2 separate regions of the Mus musculus genome follow, and region 1 is linked to region 2. The links are chromatin loops, found by intact Hi-C in ENCODE. Cell type or tissue: left cerebral cortex. All regions are shown on one strand. Each heading gives the region's core, and the rest is flanking DNA. Links, peaks and the distances in the headings are about the cores only. Region 1 overlaps Bag5 (BCL2-associated athanogene 5). Region 2 overlaps Mark3 (MAP/microtubule affinity regulating kinase 3).

Region 1 (5,373 bases), core at 273-5,272, 54 kb after region 2:
CCAAGATGCCTGATTCCAGAGCTAATATCTCCTAGAAGAAACTGCCACACTCCTCTGAGGTCAGGTGCAGGGTGATGGGTAGTGTTTAACCTTAGCCTTAGGGTTTTTTCTTCTCTAAGATTTATTTATCCACTACATGTAAGTACACTGTAGCCCTAGACACCCCTTCCTCTCCATCCAGCCCACCTTGCTCTAGCCCAGCTCTCTCTGGCCCAAAGATTTATGTACTTACCACATGTAAGTACACTGTTGCTGTCTTCAGACATCCCAGAAGAGGGTATCAGATCTCATTATGGATGGTTGTGAGCCACCGTGTGGTTGCTGCGACTTGAACTCAGGACCTTTGGGAGAGCAGTCAGTGCTTTTAACTGCCGAGCCACCTCTCTAGCCCCTATAGTACTCTTTTTAATCTGTACAACTCATATCTTCAAAAACAAACCAAACACCCCCCACCCCCCGCTCATGACAGTCCAGGTTGCCTCTGCCTCTGCTTGGGCAGAAGAAAGGCTCCGTGCAGGTCAAGTGACAAAAGTCCCAATGGGAAACGGTCAGAAGAAAAACATCGCCCTACTGTGTGTCAGACTTCTGACAGGCCAGAGGCCCTTCCGCAGTGTGTGTGGGGAGTGCATGTGTTTGGGGGTGGGGCACAGACAGGCTTCTCAGTAGCAGTGTAACGGAGTCTTCTCAAGGGTGATGTTCCGCAGGAAGATGATCTTTCTAGGAAAGATCCTGCAGCCGTTTCTCATTTATACAAGGTCACCTCCTGTGCGGCAAAGGAGACGAGTATGCTGAGGCCATCATAAGCACTCTGAGGACAGTACTTCCATGTAGTCACCGTCAACCCTAAGCCCACAAGGGCATAAAGGGCCCCTCCCTAAAGTCAGCAGGGAACTTGGGCTCATCTTTCTCCATACTAAGCTGAGCTACGAGTTTGATTTAGAAACAAAACAAAACTTAGAGGTATGCTACTGTGCCTATGTTAAGAGAATACTGACTTGTTTTAGAGACCCTGATAGTCACATGGTTACTAGTCGTAAGGTGGGAACCAGTATTTGGGAAACACTTCTGGATTACACATCAAAATCGTGGGCAGGTGTTTCTGTCCTTAAGGGAAAATACCCAAGTTCAAAGCAACAAGGCCTTTGTGGTCAGCCCTCTGGACACACATTGGTAATCTTAGTATTCTTACGGTGGAGGCGGAAGGAACACAGAACATGAGAAACCAGCCAGGGCCAGAGTGAAATCCTACCTTAAAACACCAAACCGAACCAACCCAAAACAATCTACGTGTATAGGATTAGCTGAGACAAAAACAAAACAGACCAAAAAAAAAAAAAAAAAAAACCCAAAAAAACCAAACAACCTGGGGGCTTGCATTAAAGCATCAAGAAGCCAGGCATGACAGTGCACCTCTGTGATCCCCGCACTGACGGGGTGGAGGAAGCAAGCTCAGGAGTTCAAAGCCAACCTCAAACTGAAAACAGGAAAAAGAAATTTAAAATGAGGAAAACTGGTTGCACTTCATGACAGCGAATAGGTAGGTTATTTATTTATTTATTTTTGGTTTTTTTCGAGGCAGGGTTTTTCTGTGTAGCCCTGGCTGTCCTGGAACTCACTTTGTAGACCAGGCTGGCCTCGAACTCAGAAATCTGCCTGCCTCTGCCTCCCGAGTGCTGGGATTAAAGGCGTGCACCACCACTGCCCAGCAGGTAGGTTATTTTTACCAAAATACAGCATTCAACAACTAAATGTCCATTTAACAGGGACTTGGTCATAAGACTTCTCTCTAGGTGGCCAAAGAATGAACTGAAGGCAAATATATCTGGATTCTGAAGACAGCAAACACCTCTGTTTAGAAGCAGGAATGATGTGGTCTAATGCTGGCAAAGGCCACACTTCTCTGGGCAAGTTTTCTTGCAGCAATTTCTTCACCATCATGAAACCATTACAGTGACGACCCCACGAAGCAGCCCAGTGACACACATGATTCCCAAGAGGGACAAGTGACTTCAGTCTCAACTTTGCTCTTCTTATTTATGAAACAATTGGGTCCCAGGAGCTGTAATGGAGACAAAGCCTACCCCAACAGCCACCCAGGGTCATGTGACCACCTCCAGGACCCAGAGGATACAGGCGGAGATGCAAAAACCCTACTGGCCTAGAAAAAGCCTTCTGTGCTAAGCACGGCTCCAAGCCCAGCATCGTAGGATGTCTTGGCTGGTTACAGAAATACCACTTTAAAGAGACAAAAATCTGCTTCAACAGGACAATGGATACTTTGAGAGGCTGACTCTCAAAATGAAGCTAAAGAATTAGTGACCGGGTGAAAGCTACATGAAAGTGACTCTCATGTACTGTGGTTCCCCAGAGCTCAATTTAAGGACCTTTAGTCAGAGTTGAGCATTCTAAAGCCAGGACACAGAAGAGCTGCAAATAGCTCTGGCCACATTGAGAATTGCAGGGACTGCAGTGGCTCACTGCCAAGCCCACAGGACCCAGCGTCCTACAGCATTTCCTGGAGGAAAGCTGTAAGGGGCTTTGATGATGGTGCAAATGAGCTTAGGGCTGTGTGCCTATCACTTCAGGTGCAGAAGGCCTGTCATACGGGTGTAGTTGTTTATTTTTTATTTATTTATTTTTGGTTTTTCGAGACAGGGTTTCTCTGTATAGTCTTGGCTGTCCTGGAACTCACTTTGTAGACCAGGCTGGCCTGGAACTCAGAAATCCGCCTGTCTCTGCCTCCCAAGTGCTGGGATTAAAGGCGTGCGCCACCACTGCCCGGCTGGGTGTAGTTGTTTAAAGAGAATTTCCTTACAAAACTTTTCCAAATTAAACCACAGCTCATCAGGGTTGAAAAGGTCAGCTCTCATAGGGCCGTGTAATGAAACGGGAACATGGAATGAGGTCGGTAGTTATGTTGGGGCCTGTGTTATCAAAGCGCTGCAGAATTTTGGGAAGTTTGTTTTTATTAATAGACAATCGTGAAGTGTTGGCTACTTAGAAAATATTCACGGAAACACATGGAAGGATAAAACCCTTTGTATAACTGACAGGGTCTAATGAATTGTCAGGCAGGAGTCCTAGTGTCAGTATGAGCTGCAGGTGCTATTAGGGTACCAGCTGCAGTTATTGTCTGATGGCTGCAGAGACCAGTCCCTCTGGATTTACAATAGTGTTTCGCATCATGGTGTAAAAAAACGTTATGTTTAACAGGCTTGTCCATTTCACAGCTGTGACTGACAGGAATCCATCTCATTTATGCTACAGGTAGTTGCTCCTGATAGCTCTGGAGTGACCTGACATCAGGTACGACTTTCATCTTGCAGTTACAGGTAGAGAGTGACATTCTTTTTTTTTTCTCTCTCTCTAAAGGTCTACTCACATCATTTAAATGTTCCCTATCCTTATTAACTAATAAGGAGAATTTTAAGTTGGGATCACACAGCAAAAGTAGCTTGAAGGCATCACGTGATGTTTCATCCCTTCCTCAGTATGGTTACAAATCCTGGGTTGTTAGGCTTCATCAATTTTGTGTGTTGGACACAAGATCCCCCCTCTAAAATGAACAGCACAGGGGGACAGATTTTTTTCAAGCAAAAATGTTTATGATAAAACAGACCATCCAAACAAAAACCCCACCCCATTAAAACTGGGCAGGACCCATTAGGCCTTGTAACTTTAAAAAGTCCCAGCACTGTTTAGCATAATAAAGCGTCTCTTTCTATGCTTGGATTTTATTCAACCCTGGAATTCCCTCCTCCTCCTCTTAATTAGGCTAGAGTTAAAAATTAGGCTAGAGTTAGAAAAGTCTAATCTGTTTCTAGACTCTCAAATTCTGCATCTAATGCTTGCACAACCCATTTAAAACTTAGGAATGCTGCCTTTTTCGTGTTCCCATTAAAAACACACAAAATAAACACAAACCACACATTGTAAGGATAATGAGCCAGATGGAAAAGGTAATGTGCTATAATGATATTCGTTTGCAACATCAAAAGCAGCAGAAATACTGAATATAATTTGATTAAATCATAAATACTGAGATTGACTATGCACATAGAAATTACATTTAGGCTCCATGAGCTGAGAGCTCTCTAAAGGAGATGAGGTGCGAACCAGCGAGATCAGCTCCTGGCCCATCAATACTCCCACTCGTCCGACTTCATGTCCAGGTAGCTGAGGATGTTCTGGGCCAGTTTCACAGCCTGTTTCCTGGCAGCCTTACACTTCTCTTCTCCCTGTGGGTCAACGGCATCCAGAGCCAGCAACTGTTTGGTCAGTAGCTCCTCCAGACGGATGTAGTTCTTATCAGTTCGGTTTCCACCAAATGAAAGGACTTCGCCCAGGATCTCAGACAGGTTCCCAAGGATCTCCCACACGGCCTTGTGTGGGGGGTGCTCCTCACATGGGAACAGCTTCCTCTTCTCGAGGGCTTCCTTCAGGTCCAGGTACGTGATCAGGATCTGCACCTCAATCACCGCCCTCCTCCTGGCCTCCCGGATGCAGGGGTTTTTCTCCAGACTCACTTCATCCAGCTGTCCGATCAAGCCCTGCAGCTCTGTCTTGGCCCTCAGGTACAACTCAGGAGGGCTCTGCGCCTGGAGAAGTTCATTTTTTATCTCTCTCATCCTCTTGAGAACATTTTCTATTTTTATAATGGAATGGTTCTGTCCCAGGTCAAATGCATGTGTACTGTCAGCTTCCTCTTCTAAGTCTAGGTATTTCAGTAATTTGTTGATATCTTCCACCACCTCCCTCCGATAATTTCTGATCTCTGTACGCCCACACACATCTAGAGCATCTAAGTCAGCAATCAGTCCTGACAGCACGCAGGATAAGTGCCTGCAAGTCTCGGAACTGTCCACGCCCATCAGAAGTGCGATCAGCGTCCCTCTGGCCTTGTTCACCTCGCACATGACAGAGTTGATTTTGGCCACTGAAGGATGCACATCCTCAGACAGTGGCAGGGACGGCTGCTTCTTCATACAGTCCTCAATAACCTCCTGTACCGCGCAGATCTTGGTGAGCGTGCGGTACCTGGCTTTCCGCAAGGAGACCTTCCCTCCGGTCTTCACGTGCGTCAGCCTCAGAATGATGTCCTGGATGCCTTCCTCAAACTCGTCAGTCACACAGTTGCCTCCGCTGTAAAAGGGCACAATCTTGTCTTTCACAAGGGCCTGAGCCTCCTTAAAGATATTCTGGATTTCGATGCGGTGTGGGTGGTTGGCATTCTGCTCCAACTCCTTGAGGAGACGTTCTGTCTCCTGTGCCGCCCGCTTCCTAGCTTGCTGGATATCTCCTTTTCCTTCCGTATCCACAGAGTCAATTTCAAAAAGTTGTTTGGTCAGAATCCTCTCCAGCCTCTTGTAGTTC
Region 2 (5,373 bases), core at 215-5,214:
CTGCCTCCTCTACCTCCTAAGTGCTGGGATTAAAGGCGTGTGCCACCACACACACTGTTCATGATAGTTTTTAAAGACTGAGTTTTGTTTTAAAAGATTTTTGTAATGAATTTAGTTACTATGGCTAAACAAGTTTTTATGTTTCAAATTAAGAACCACACTCAAATGTTTACAATAATTTTACTTTTCAACAAATGCTGCTTTTATTAATATTGACCAGAAGAGGAGCCCTGATGTTTGTTTTTGTTTGTTTTTTCTATTCTTTCTATAATTAGATTTTCTGTTTAATTTGTAAAAGTCTTTTCTGTTAATTTTTTTTTGGCTTAATTTCTTTTTAGAAACATGTCATTCAGGTTTATCAAAAGGTAGGACTTCTATATGTACACTTACTCCCCAGTCCTCACCCCGCCCCCAACAGCTCCTGCAATTAACATCAGGTCTGGCTTTTGGTCCTGTTTTTTGTTGTTGTTTATTTTTGTTGTTCTTTGCGTTAAAACTAAACTTTCTGCTAAGAACTAAATCCTCATTTCCTTAAAAGGAAACTGGAAAGAACTGGATTAACTCTATGAGCATTTTAAAGGCACTGCAGCACCCACTCAACAAAGGCCTGTGCATGCCCTGTGCACTCTCTTTCTTCAGTAGAATGACTTAGCATCCAGATAATCTGTCTTGGTACTAATAACACTGAGCATGCCCCTGTGTAAAGATGATATGTTCAGTAATCAGTGTACAATTAATGATTTAGCCGCAAGCATGCAGAAGGTAAGTGACAATTGTGTGACATTACCATTATTTACTGAGGATCGAGTTGGCAAAGGCCACCTCCGATGTTGGAGATGGACATGTAGACACTCAAGAGCCCGTAACTTCCCGGCATAATGTCCAGTACAGCGTTCGTTCCTTTAAGCCACTTCTCAATAAGGGAAGCATGTGTCATTGCTTGACTAGAGCATGGTAGTAACTTGGCTCCAGTTGGGGTAATATCTTTGGTTTTGACAATAAGAGACCAAAAATATCGATGTTCTTGGAATGTGCACGTATAAAGCAGAAGCTCTGCTATTAAGGTTACAGCCTCGCCCCGTGTGATAGCTCACACTCGTCACCTGTCACCTGGGAGGCAGACAACACCATCCTAGTCTACATATGGAGCTCTACTGAGTTCTAGACTAGCCAAGGCTAATAAAAGAGACCCCCGTTAGAGAGAGAGGGAGGCAGAGAGAGGAAAAAGGTACAGTTCCTGTCTGCCTGTGGCTGCATTTTTCTGTTTATGAAACATGCTCTCTATGTTGAACTGCAGAGTGTTGGTTTTGATGCAAGTGCCATGATGAGTTTTCAGTGATCTTCCCAAATAGCTAATTTTTCATTTCACAAATCTGTTATATTTGAATATGGAGGTCTACTGATAACTCCATTTCTTTTTAAATGGGAACTGTGCTCTGTAGAGCGGTACTAGAACATAGAACAGCTCTAGTCCAAAGCCGTGAGTGTGAGGAGCTGGAAGACAACTCTCCTGAATGTGCAGCCTGCCTCTGCACAGCTCTGTCCTCACTAAGAACATAGCACCAACTGAGTCACACGGAGGAGGAGGAGGAGGAGGAGGAGGAGAAGGAGGAGAAGGAGGAGGTTGTTAAATTAGTTCAGCAGAAACTGAAAAATGCCTAGACTTATTCACTGTGTAATGTTTTTGTTGATGTACAGTGGTTGTATACCAGTTTGTAAGATTTCTTTTCTCTTTCCACTTTCCTTTGCTTCTACGTTCTGTCCATTGAGACTTCCAACTGAATATGAGAGGAACGGGAGATATGAGGGCTCAAGGTGAGGGAAGACTTTTACTTCAAATATTTTAAGTACTTACCTACCTCATTGTCATGTCAGGGATGACCGATGCTTACTCATTCAAGTATAGTGGGCCTGGTACTGTGTTGAGGTTCTGGTTCTGGAATGATCTTGAGGCTGCTGGCTCTGCTTGCTGGACCTAGGAGACTGCTTTTTGCCCCAGCAGCCATAAGAGGGCAGCAGTGTGCCAGGAGCGCCTTCCTAAGCACCCTCAGTTCCCATTTGTCTCTTGATGCCTTGAGTAAGGTCAGGAGGGCTGAGATGGCGTTTCTTTTTAAATGATGATTATAGGGGTTGTTTGCCTGCTTTTTGGTTTTGTGTAGCTCTCATTGTGTGCATCTGGAATCACAGATAGGCTCAGGGATTCCATGTCTGTATGGTAGGCCTCCTACTATTCTTCCCAGTACAGGCTGTGGTGAGACACTATGGTTCCAGTGAAAATCTTCCTTGACACCTACTGCTTGTCTCTGTGAGGCCCTGAGCACTGTGTAGGTTTCCCTTTAAGGTAGAGTTGAGGTGAGCAGGTAGTCTCCCCCAAGGCCTGTCCCTGTGGGCGCAGAGCAAGCTCTGCCTTTCCAGCTATGTATTGTCCCATCCACAGTAGGAAGGCAGTACTGGAACCTGCCTCCTAGATAGAGCAAGCAAGGCTTGCTGTGCAAGTGCTCTGTAAGCTAGGCCAGCGCTTTTGGGTGTCACTCCGATACAGTCTGCTGGGTCCTAAGTGCAATCTGCACTTTCCTACCTCTGCATTTGTGGCATCATCTCTGTTCAGAACAAAAACTCGCCAGTCATGGTGGCACATACACTTGGCAAGTACAGCAGGAGGCCAGTGGTTCAAGGCCAAGAGTGAGCTCCATGAGACCCTGCTGTCGAAGGAAGGAAGGGAGGAAGCGAAGCAAGCAACAACCCAAACCTGTTTCTCGTTACCATGAATATCTTTTTTTTGTGCTGCGTCTGCCTCCTCACATAAGGTTTCTGGATCCCAAGAATGTTGCCAGGCTTGTGCTTGCCTTTGTAAGCTGTGAAGTATCTAAGGTAGCAATTGAACTGCGCTCTGAGCCCTCACCTTGTGCAAACCAGTCATTTCAGTTCTCCACAGACAAGCGAGCGGTAGCATTTCATTTTTCCCTGTTTCATTAAAATGAGATCATCTAAGTTGTGGGTGTCTGTGGTGCTCCGTTTGCCCATTTTGAGATGGGCCTCACTGTCGTTCAGGTCCCTCAAGCTCGTGGCTCCTGCGATCCTTCCTTCTCAGCCTTCTGAGCAACTGATAGCCGGGAAACATGACCTTGGTATTTCCAGTGATGAAATTAGATCTGTAACAAGGAGAGAAGCAGTAGGAGTTAGAGACGGTGAGGTAGATGCTGGTGACAGGACGGATGGCCTACCTGTGCACTCAGCATCTGACCGAGAGACAGGAGCCCCAAGCTGGGGGCACCGAGTCAGCCTTTGAGCACTGGTCTCTGTGGCACTCGTGGCAAGCATGCTATTAGTAATAGAGGGGCTGTGTGTGTTAGAGCAGAAGAGTGCTGGTCTGCGCCCACCCTAAGGACAGTGGGGCTCTCTTAAGCCTGATTTCAAAGGTTTCCAGTACAGATGGCTCCTGGACGTTTTGCAGCCAGGTAGAATTTTGTGTGCATTCTTTATGTTTAGGGGTTGGAGATACAGGTGTATGCCTCTGGTAAATGGGCTGTGCATGGGATCAGTTGTCACTTGAGCTGAAGGAATTGATAACTAGCTAAGGTTAAAAAAAAATAATAATAAGGTTCTTTTTCCAGTAAATGAAAACTCATACACTGCCCTGTGCATTTCAGTCGCAATGTGTCTTCAGAGCAGAAGGATGAGAACAGAGAGGCCAAGCCCCGCTCCCTGCGCTTCACCTGGAGCATGAAGACCACGAGCTCCATGGACCCCAGTGACATGATGCGGGAGATCCGCAAGGTGCTGGACGCCAATAACTGCGACTACGAGCAGAGGGAGCGCTTCCTGCTCTTCTGTGTCCATGGCGACGGGCACGCAGAGAACCTGGTACAGTGGGAAATGGAAGTCTGTAAGCTGCCAAGACTGTCTCTGAATGGAGTCCGGTTTAAGCGGATATCAGGGACATCCATAGCTTTCAAAAATATTGCTTCCAAAATTGCCAATGAGCTAAAGCTGTAACCCAGTAATTATGGTGTAAATTAAGTAGCAATTTAAGGTGTTTTCCAGAGCACTGATGGAAATGTATAGAGTAATATTTAGGCAATAACGTCTGCATCTTCTAAATCATGACATTAAAGTCTGAGGATGAAAGCGAGCGCGCCTGGGAGCGAAGGCTGGCCTTCTCTACGAATGCACTACATTAAAGTCTGTGACCCCGTGCCTCTGTCTTGTTTCCATTGCCCTGGGAGTCAGAGTGTAACACCATCTGCACGCGGCTCCTTGTGTGGTGTGAGTGGATGATGTGTGGGGAGCACTGTTTTGGAAGCGGCTCCTCACACGGCAGCCAGCTTTACTAGTCCCTCTGTGGGAGATCATTTGGTGCTAAAACATTACAGTTGCCAAGAAGGAAAATAACTGAATTACTGCTAAGAATTAACCTTAAGGCTAGTTGATAATTAATACAGGTTTACAGTTCATGCCTGTGGTTTTGTGTTTGTTTCGTGATTTTTTTTTTTGCTTTTTTTTTAAGTGCAAAAGGTTTAAATTTATAGTTGTGAACATTGCTTGTGTGTGTTTTTCTAAGTAGATTCACAAGATAATTAAAAATTCACTTTTTCTCAGTAAAACCTTGCACTGTCTCCTACTGCTCTATTGAGGCCTCAGCCTAAGACAGACCCGAAGCATGCTGCTGCCTCCCGTTGGGCTGAGTAGTGGCAGAGGATGTGTGTGAAGCTTGGAGCACTGCGGGCTCTGTACAGAGCCCAGCACTTAGATCTCAAGCACACTGTCTCCCAGCCCTCCTGGTGCCTGAGGGTGGGGGTGGCTGCTCAGTCCTCGGGGCTCTGGCCTCACTGAGGTGGTTTTTTTCTACATGGTGCCTGATAATCCTCGCCCTCCCTGTGATTCACAAAGAACCCGACCTACAGCTTCTCCCCAACACCTACATGCTCAGATATAGGGGCAAGGGTAATGAACTTGACACTCAGTTTAACAATTTAATGTCACGAAGAAATTGTCACATTGAGACTGCTGTTTTAGATGGTTGTTACCTAGGGCATGAAGTCTGGACTAGCACTTAAGTCACAGCTGTTTGTTGTCTTGTCTGCCGTGCTCAAAACACACTCGTACAAGACACCGTGGATGAATAAAAACGTAGACCAGAGACCTCGAAACTTACATTCCAGCAGTCAGTCAACAACAAGAAGTCAAAACTTAGTAGCTGGAGAGATTGCTGAGTGGTTAGGGGCATATGCTACGTGTGCCAAGGGCCGGGGTTTAACTGCAGCATCCACATATGGTGGCTCACAAACACCTGTAACTCTAGGTCCAGGAGATCCAGCACTTAACAGCTTTCATGGGCAGTCACACACACACACCACATTTACATGTATTTAA

What was found. A loop is a pair of places that touch in the nucleus more often than their neighbours do. Peaks named below come from ENCODE experiments on the same cell type or tissue, not always from the same donor. Only the 100,000 strongest peaks of a DNase experiment are listed, where the experiment ranks them.
Region 1: it touches region 2 in a loop (3-fold over the local background); 24 of 42 quality-filtered maps call a loop at or near these places.

Annotation. Positions count from the first base shown.
Region 1 is chr12:111,705,905-111,711,277 of GRCm38, forward strand. Bag5 (BCL2-associated athanogene 5) reads right to left here. Exons shown (of 2, transcript NM_027404.2): 2 at 3,584-5,373. The coding sequence ends at 4,140. Gm36635 (a long non-coding RNA gene) reads left to right here. Exons shown (of 3, transcript XR_381975.4): 3 at 1-273. Among named protein-coding and RNA genes, the nearest start is that of Bag5, 4.7 kb to the right of the region's middle. In left cerebral cortex, for the core only: a CTCF peak has its summit at 2,436; DNase peaks (open chromatin) are centred at 2,218, 2,426 and 5,221; H3K27ac peaks cover 996 bases.
Region 2 is chr12:111,651,620-111,656,992 of GRCm38, forward strand. Mark3 (MAP/microtubule affinity regulating kinase 3) reads left to right here. Exons shown (of 18, transcript NM_001370744.1): 16 at 339-365; 17 at 1,771-1,815; 18 at 3,651-4,604. The coding sequence ends at 3,996. Among named protein-coding and RNA genes, the nearest start is that of Ckb, 18 kb to the right of the region's middle. In left cerebral cortex, for the core only: a CTCF peak has its summit at 2,006 (motif pointing right); DNase peaks (open chromatin) are centred at 1,545, 1,995, 2,668, 2,856 and 2 more places; H3K27ac peaks cover 3,147 bases.